Regions from separate parts of the Homo sapiens genome. Here region 1 is linked to region 2. Evidence: chromatin contacts called from ENCODE Hi-C or POLR2A ChIA-PET data. All regions are on one chromosome and are shown on one strand. The core of a region is the stretch at or near the end of the contact, and the rest is flanking DNA. Distances in the headings are between cores, read along the strand shown. Region 1 overlaps SLC1A2 (solute carrier family 1 member 2). Region 2 has its middle 38 kb from the start of CD44-DT.

What was found. Hi-C counts contacts between places; a loop is a spot of excess contacts on that map. ChIA-PET counts read pairs that join two places held with the same protein, here RNA polymerase II (POLR2A). Pooled maps may share reads with other maps.
Region 1: a map of aorta shows a loop between it and region 2 (2.5-fold over the local background). The contact joins two enhancer-like sites. A Hi-C loop is called at or near these places in 4 of 168 maps with a recorded cell type or tissue (aorta, cardiac septum, chondrocyte and 1 more) and 6 of 50 pooled maps. POLR2A ChIA-PET finds 5 or more read pairs at or near these places in 2 of 52 experiments (BJ and MCF 10A).

Annotation. Positions count from the first base shown.
Region 1 is chr11:35,362,737-35,366,982 of GRCh38, reverse strand. All of the region lies in intron 1 of SLC1A2 (solute carrier family 1 member 2), which reads left to right. Among named protein-coding and RNA genes, the nearest start is that of SLC1A2-AS2, 54 kb to the left of the region's middle. Within about 2 kb of position 2,787, at least 19 of the 41 ENCODE cell types and tissues checked have a DNase peak (open chromatin) inside an H3K27ac peak, as active enhancers do.
Region 2 is chr11:35,098,075-35,102,219 of GRCh38, reverse strand. No RefSeq gene overlaps it. Among named protein-coding and RNA genes, the nearest start is that of CD44-DT, 38 kb to the left of the region's middle. Within about 2 kb of position 1,984, at least 5 of the 41 ENCODE cell types and tissues checked have a DNase peak (open chromatin) inside an H3K27ac peak, as active enhancers do.

The sequences.
Region 1 (4,246 bases), core at 1,538-4,037, 260 kb before region 2:
TTTGACCAGGTTCTGCTTCAATAACAACCACTCCCATGTTTCAGTGATTTCCAACAACAAAATTTGATTTTGTGTCTGTTACACATTGGTTGCAGGGCAACTGCATGCATTTACTGTACCTTCTTCACCTAGGACCCGGGCTGAAGCAGCAGCCAGGGCCACACCTCTCTTAAACCAGAGGGGAAAAGAGCAATAGCAGAACCATGGGGAACTTCCTAATGCTTCTACTTGGAAGTGGCATGTGTTACTTCTGTTTTGTGTTGGTTTGGGTTCCTAGGAGCAGATTTTACAACACGGCTTCAAACTCATACAGATTATTAGGGAGATATAGGAAACATCAATCAGGGAATGGAGAAATGAGACAAGGAAGGCAGTCAGGAGAACATGTGTTATCAAGCTAGCTACCACTGTGGACAACTCCAGTTCAGTCCCATGGAGAAATTCTGGAAAACAGGGCAAATCATGTGCCTTAGAATTACCCTCCTGAGGAACAAGGGAGCTGGTATATTTACACAACCAAACCTTCCAGACATGGGTTGAAGGCTACTCCTGAGGAGTTTTAATTTCCTAGCACTTCCAGCCCGTGTGTACACACAGAGAGTAGCCTTCTAGCTTCCGAGAAAGCACTCAGACAAAGAGATAGATGCTAGCAGTTACAAGTTGGCTGGAGTGCATTAGAGGGACAGAGAGGAGGGACGTGAGTGGGGCACTGAGAGCATCTGAGACATGCTCACATTTCTTTATCCAAAGGAATTCACGTGGCAAAGGACGTCTTCAGGGATAGAGAAGTGTAATCCTCCCACAGAGGTGCAGCAATACTTGAGAACCAAAACAGGCCCTGAACCCTGATTCATAAGTATAATAAACTCTAGTTGACACAGTACATGTAATAGATGGTTAACTGAGAGCTACCATCCAGACCAGGGTGTTTTGACCTCAGCACTATTGACATTTGGGGCTGGCTAATTCTTTGCCGTGGAGGACTGTTTTATGCATTATAGCATGTTTAGCAGCATTCCTGTCCTCTACCCACTTGGTGCCCATAGCCTCCCTCCCCTCACCTCATAATTGTGACAACCAAACATGTCTCCAGGTGTTGCCACGTGTTCCTAGGGGAAAAGTCACCCCTGTAGAGAGCCACTGATGTAGACCATATATGCATTGCTAATTCCCAAGGAACTGAAATAAATTGTGGATGCCTCGATGGAGGTGTGCACAGCCTGATGGGAGAGACAGACAGACAGACATATAAACTGTAATGGCCAGTCCACCCTGGGTAACAACAATTTGAATTATGTAAAGAAAACAGAAATAGTTCAGGAGTGGTAAACATCACTTTTGTTGCAGGCTGGGGATGGTCAGGGAAGTCTGCAGAGACAGAGACAGCAGAGCGGGGTTTTAAAGGATGAAGAGGAGTTTTTCGGATGAGTGATCCCACATGTAGAAGTTAATGTTTCTGCTTGAAAATGGCATGTGTTACTTTGGTTCTGTGTTGGTTTGGGTTCCTAGGAGCAGATTTTACGACAAGGATTCAAACTCACACCGTTTATGATCTTTGGTGATTGTGGAGACTTGGGAATGCTACACTGAGACTGATGCTGGAAATGCTGACCTCAGAGCCAGGCTGATGGCAGGGCTGTAGTTACACCAGCTTTACCATATCATTGATCATGTGTAAGGAGCAATGTCAAGGGCTTTGGAGGCACTTAGAGGAGTTGCCCAAATGGCATGGATACAACCCAGCCCCAGAGGGACCAGAAGCACCTTTGCTGTATTATTTTAGTCAAGGGAGAAAGCCAGCTTATTCCTCGGCCTCCTCAGTATCATCTCCTGACCCATCCACTTTGATGTTTGTCCCATGTGTTGTGCAAACAAAACTGGATGTGGATTTGTCACTTAACATCTCTCTGCCTCAGTTTCTTGACCTGTTAAACAGAGATCATAAGGTTTTCTCTCTTGCTAGTTTCACAGTCTTACTCTAAAACGCATTGGCTGTGCGTTCAGATGAACCTGCCCTGCTCTGCCATCCACCAGGTATGGACTTCTTTTTCTCCATTTTCTCATCTGTAATATGGGCTTAATACCCACCTCACAGGGTTGTCTTGAGGACTGAATTGTGTGATGTCTATAAGCCCTCAGCCCTGCACCTGGCACACACAGTAAGAGAATAAATGACCATAAATATTAAGAAATAGGTTGAGTGTGCATAATGATAGCTAACTTGTATTGAGTGCAGGTGATGTTCCAGGCACCATCATGGGGGTGTGTATGTATTAACCTATGACTACAATAGGTATCCTGATTATCTCCATTTTACATATGAAGAAACTAAGGCTCAGGGAAATCTGATCACTTACCTAATGTGTGTAGTTAGTGAGTGGTATTCAAACTTCAGCAGACTGTTGAGCAAGTAATTGCTTTGCTGGATTGTTTAGTGCTTGGCATTTTACCATAGCTCTTTGAAAAGAAAATCAAGTCTTTAGGTAGATAGTTACATTCACCAAATGATTAGAGCCAGTGTAGCTACTACTGGGTAAATGAACTTTTCTTACTATTGACTGAGGCCCCTTTAGTACACTTACAGAATATTAATAAGAAAGTAGGTGAGAAGAAATGTATTTTTAATCACAGTATCTGAGCTGGCTTCTCAGTGTGAGTCTACATGGGTAGATGATGAATCACCCCAAACTGACCCTTTCCAGAAATGCCTTGTGAGGGCAGCACAAAGGAAAACTTTCCATTGCTTAACTCTCCCCACAGCCCCCACCCTCAGCTATTGAAATAAAATGCCAAGAGGCTGCTTGCCAGCTCCTGGACACCACCTCCAGAACAGCAGGGAGTGTCTTCTCTCCCTTTGTGGCAGGGACACATATGGTGTTCTTAGTGTCAGAGCAAGCAGACTCTGTTCCAAGAGCTGCTTTTCAATCCAGCCTCTGTGCATGGGATGGCAGCAATGGAAAACAGTGCAGGGTCCTGGGTCTGAGGGTCATCCTCTTTCTGCCGGTGCCCCTGCCACCTGCTAAGCTCTTGTCTTTGGTGGAACAGGAAATACCACTCAGTGCAGGTACAGACCTAGCCTGCCTTGTACACCTCCGTGTCCTGGTCCTTTGTAGATGCTTGAATGAGAACCAATCAGTGAGGAAAAGGTATGATGCCCCTCCTGTTCAAAACACCTATTGAGTACCAAGTACTACACCCAGATATCATTTTCTTCCTTCTTTCTTTGGCTCAGGTCCTAGCTCCAGACCTTGTCAGCCACGTGTCCTGGAGCAAGTTATTTTCTCTCTCTTTGCCTCATCAAGAAGATGGACATAATAATAATTCCGTGCAGAGAGTTGCTGGAAGAACTCAGTATAAAGCAACTGGCTGACAGAAAGTGCTCTAAGTGCTAGTTCCTCTGTCATTTTGAGACCAAGCCAGATGTGTTAGAGATGTCCCTGGGGGAACTTGTATCCTGGAATTTGACAGCCTGGAGAGATCTGAAGGCATTCTCTGGTCCTGTACCCCAAATGAGGTTTGAAACCCTCCAATGAGCTCCCTATTTTGTAAGTTACAAAACCTTTGGCAACCGAGAAGAGGCATCTGTAGCAACTTTAGCTGTGTCCCAAGCTCCAAGCCATCCGCCCTTCCTTCCCCACTACCAGGCAACAGCCTGCTGTCTGCCTCCTACTCAGACATCCACGGTCTGGAACAACCCCAAAATTGTCATCTGGGGCAGAATACACAACACCCAAAAGATGGTTTTGCTTTCTGAACCTCACCTGCAGCCACTCCTGGCTTCTCCACTTCCCATCCTTTATGACATTCATGCTGCACACCTCCCCTTCTCTAGAGAGACAGTAAGCCTCTCCAGTGAGAGGCAGGGTGTGCAATAGTAACATGCATTGGCTCAGGAGTCCGACTTTGAGGGTCTGCCGCTGACCTGCTTTGTGAACTTCAGCAAGTTGCTCAGTCTCTCTGTGCCTTCTTCTTGTCCCCAATAGGAATAATAGTAGTGCTACCTCATCAGGTTTTTGAAAGATTCAAACAAGCCAAATGTGAAGCATTTAGAATGTGGCTGGCACATAGTAAGTCTTCAGTGAAGATTAGCTAGTATCATTGTCCTAAAGTGATAAATGTCACCAAAAGGGGGAGTAGATGCTGCAACTAGAAGTTGGATGTAGTCAGGCTGCTAAGACATGAGACCTGAAAATCCAGTTTGCTGTGGATTTGCCATGGATTCCCATGGCGACTCTCAAAAGCAAAG
Region 2 (4,145 bases), core at 735-3,234:
TCTCTTGCGGCCACTCATACATGGAACTCAACTCTGCTGTTGTAGCCCAAAAGTAGCCATAGAAAATGTGTAAATAAATGAGAATAGATTTGACCCAAGACAACAATTTGCCAACCTTTGAGACAGAGCAAGCTGGCTGAAAGTGGGGCAGATGTCAAGCAAGGAACCTTGGGGACCCGAATGGTGAGAGGTTAGTCATGGGTTACCTGGGAGATGAGCATCTCAGGTAGGACAATGAACACTTGCAGAAGCCCTGGTGTGAAGGGGCTCAGCACATTCCAGGGTCAGAAAGAAGACTAGCCATCTGGAGTATATGAAATAAAAAATGAGAGAAGAATGAGGTGATAGCACTGAGGTAGGATGCCACTCAGCCTGGATTCTTTCCAAAATATGACAAGAAGTCACTGGAGGGTTTTAAGCAAAGTGATGACCAGAGAGGCCGGGTTCTTGTCAGAAAGATGAAAGAAAATAGCAATTTTCCATTTACAGAGCACCTAGCTAGTGCTTGATACATGGAAGTACCTAATATATCTTCTTGTGTATTGCTTGATAAAGCACCATGCTTCCAAGGGGTCAGCAAACCCTGGAATAGAAGAGACTCTAGAAGATATCTAGCTCACATCCCCTATTTTATAAATAAGTAAATTGAAACCCAGAGAGGTTAAATGCTTTGCCCACCATAAGTCATCAGATTGGGACTGGAACTCTAAGGAGAGAATTTCAGCAGAGAAGCGTGCCCAGATGACAAAGCATTTGTTGTGTGAAGGACGGGATGATTTTGGATCCAGGATGGTGACATCATGACTATGTCAATATTGGGTCCAGTGCCACGTGGACTCAATGTGAGAGTTCTAGGGAAAGACAAGCTGTGAGAAAAATCTGAGCAGTGAAGATTTCCCATTGTCATGGAGCTGAGCCTTGAGTGCACAGAGGAAGCCATGGGTATGAGGGTTCTCCCAGTGGTTGCCAGCTAAAGAATCATGGCCATGAGACTCCACTGAGGGGCCAGAGGTGCACAAGAGGAAAATGGCAGGCACCAAATGGAAATGGCAAGGGCTTATTTAGGAGCATATTTGACATACCCCTAAGAATGCTCAGAAATACTCGAGTGACACTTTGAGAAGAATTGAAGTATGAATAGCAAGGGGGCCAGTGAAACATGATTTATGGCTGTCTACTGCACCCCACCTTTGCCACCCAGACTCATGTCCTCTCGGGGAAACACAAGTCATGTTTCAAATTCATGTGAGACTGTATGGGCCCACATCCTGTCCATCCAGCAAATATATCTGTCACCACCTTAAGTATTTATGTATTACCTCTTCCAAAATATTGGTTATTCTTGGAGCTAATACAAGTAGTATTAATGACCCCAGGTCTGTCCCAACGCAAGCTTTGGCAACCTAACACACTGGTCTGGGCAGCATGGTGAGAGATGGAAGGGTCTTACCCTTCCTGTGGAATATAGCGGGCTGGGCAGCAAGAGGGCTATGCTCAGTGTCCTGAAGTCAGATTTCAAGAGATGAGGCTCCTACTGAAGCAGGGAAGTGGTGTCTCAGCAGATTAAGACCCTGCTGCCTTGCTGACCAGGACAGCCTTCCTCTCACCCCTGGGCTAGAGCCCTAAAATCTTGTCTCTTGCACAGCAAAGCTATCTTTAATTTTTTTTTTTTTTTTTTTTTTGAGATGGAGCTTTACTGTTGTTGCCCAGGCTGGAATGCAATTGTGCGATCTCAGCTCACTGCAACCTCTGCCTCCCAGGTTCAAGCCATTCTCCTGCCTCAGCCTCCCGAGTAGCTGGGATTACAGGCATGTGCCACCATGCTCGGCTAGTTTTGTATTTTTAGTAGAGACGGGGTTTCTCCATTTTGGTCAGGCTGGTCTTGAACTCCCGACCTCAGGTGATCCGCCCGCCTTGGCCTCCCAAAGTCCTGGGATTACAGACGTGAGTATCATTCTATTTTTAGAATAAAAAACTGCTATGAACCATACTTTCCATTCTTCAGGCCCTTGCCTGGGCTCTATTTCTAGTGACCAACTGGAAAAATAACTCTCATTCTGCACGGACATACTTGAAATTTGGCCAGTGGTTTTACAGTCCACTCCCTGGAGAATTGTTTCCCAAACAATGACAGGGCTGTGCTGTTAGGAGAATGTCATCCTGTAGTTTGCAGAGAGAATGTTAACCTCCACAGTGCCAATCCCACTACCTTCAAGCCACAGGGAAATTTGAATTGTATTGCTTCTCTCAAAGATTCAATTACAGACTTGGGGCTTTCTGCTAATGAAGATGATGAAACTTCAGGTCATGTAAATAAGAAAAGTTGAAGTTCCCAGAAAAGAGTGCTGGCTTTTTCGTGACTTTTTCCCAGTGGCTTCTATTTCTAACGGGAATTATTAGCCATGACAGAAGAGAGGCTTGATCCTTTACTGTAAACAAAACTGGACATGAAATGTGCTGAATGAACCTGAATTCCTCTGACTAGATAGGAACTAAGCCTGCCCTGGGAAAAGGTGGGACGAAGACATGGAAACCGACATTGGTGTAAGCATTAGGAGATGTGTGTTCATAGTGGGACTGGTGATTCTAAAGCCATTAAAGGGCATCAGTTTCGTGAGCCTAATATGATAATTTCATACCTGGGATTATTCAAATTGCTTTGAATGTGCCTCCACTCTTAGGAGATGGAAACTGTACTCTCTTTCTGAGGATGACTCATCTCTAGTACATTCCATGAAAACGGACAATGCCTCTGGAGGGCCTAGGGCCTGGATTTTCAAACTGCAGTGCATGTACCCTTGGGATTACACAGATTATGAAAGATACACAAAGCTTAGAAAAACAGGGTGTATGTTTCCAAAACATTCACTTTACTTGCAGATAGGTGGTTTAAAAAGAATGTTAAGATATATAATGTTTATGACCACTAAGTGTGTATTCAAAGTCTTTTCTGTATTGGGAAAATGTCCTACATTGTGAGCCCTGCCTTCATAAAGTAGAAATTGGAATTTACTATTCCATCCTCTCTTGTAGTTGGGCTATAGGCTGGGTCTTAGGCAGTACCATGCAGATACAACCACTAACGACTTCAATTCGGTCAAAAGCAATATGAGGAAGGAGCCTTGAGAAATCTGTTTGGGCAGCACTGTGACAAAGCCACACGCAGCAGTAGCAGAGCCTCTGTATCCAGTCCCCAGTGGGATCAGAGCAAGCACCTCTGTCTGGGGCAGGCTGGGGTGTTTGTGTCCAAGGCCAACACCACTGGACATTTGCTGGGGCAGCCCCTGGGGACTGGCTTCATCATGTTTCCACTACGTGGGGAACCCAATGCTTTAGATTTCCTAGAAGATCCACGGTTGCCCTTAAATTCTTGTTCTGCCTGAGCTACCTAGAATGGACTCCATTATTTTCAACCAAGAACTAACTGTAAATGATTCACATGAACATATTATGGAATCAAATTCAAGATTCACATGTATCTTAAAAATAAACTTTAAATGTCAATGAAATTTCACATTTGTGTCGGACACTTTGGGCTAAACCTTTTTACATATTTTTTTGCTTGTTAGGGGCATTTTTGGTGGAAACATTTGAACATTTTTGGCCTGAGGTATATGCTTATGGAAAAAAAAGGAGAAATAGGGATTAGGTAGGACAAAGGGAAAAGTTAAAGAGAAAAAGACAAATAAGCAAATGAAATATTTGTGCACATAACTGCCTGCCTTAAAAAAGTCCAAGACATACGTTATTCCATGTGATCCTCATGTCAACTTTGTTATTGTTCCCATTTTACAGATGTGGAATCTGAGTTTGCACAGAGAGACTACAGGACTTGGAGGAGAATATGTAGGTGGAAGACAGCAGCGGCCAGTATTGAAGCAGAGCCACCACCATCAATTCTGATTATTTTCCCATTCTGTCACACAATTGGAGAGGTGCTCTGTTTTCTGGTCTTCTTTTTCCAAAGAGTACAGGAAACAAGCTCAGAAAGCAAGAATCAAAGTGTTTCTTTCCTGCCTCCCTATCCAATGTAACTTCTTTCTAAAACTTGGCCCTACCACTCTGTCGAGGTCAGTCTGACAGAGGTGGCTCTGCTTGTACCTTGTGGGGTCACATATTGAAATCCTCCTCCCCTGAACAGCAGG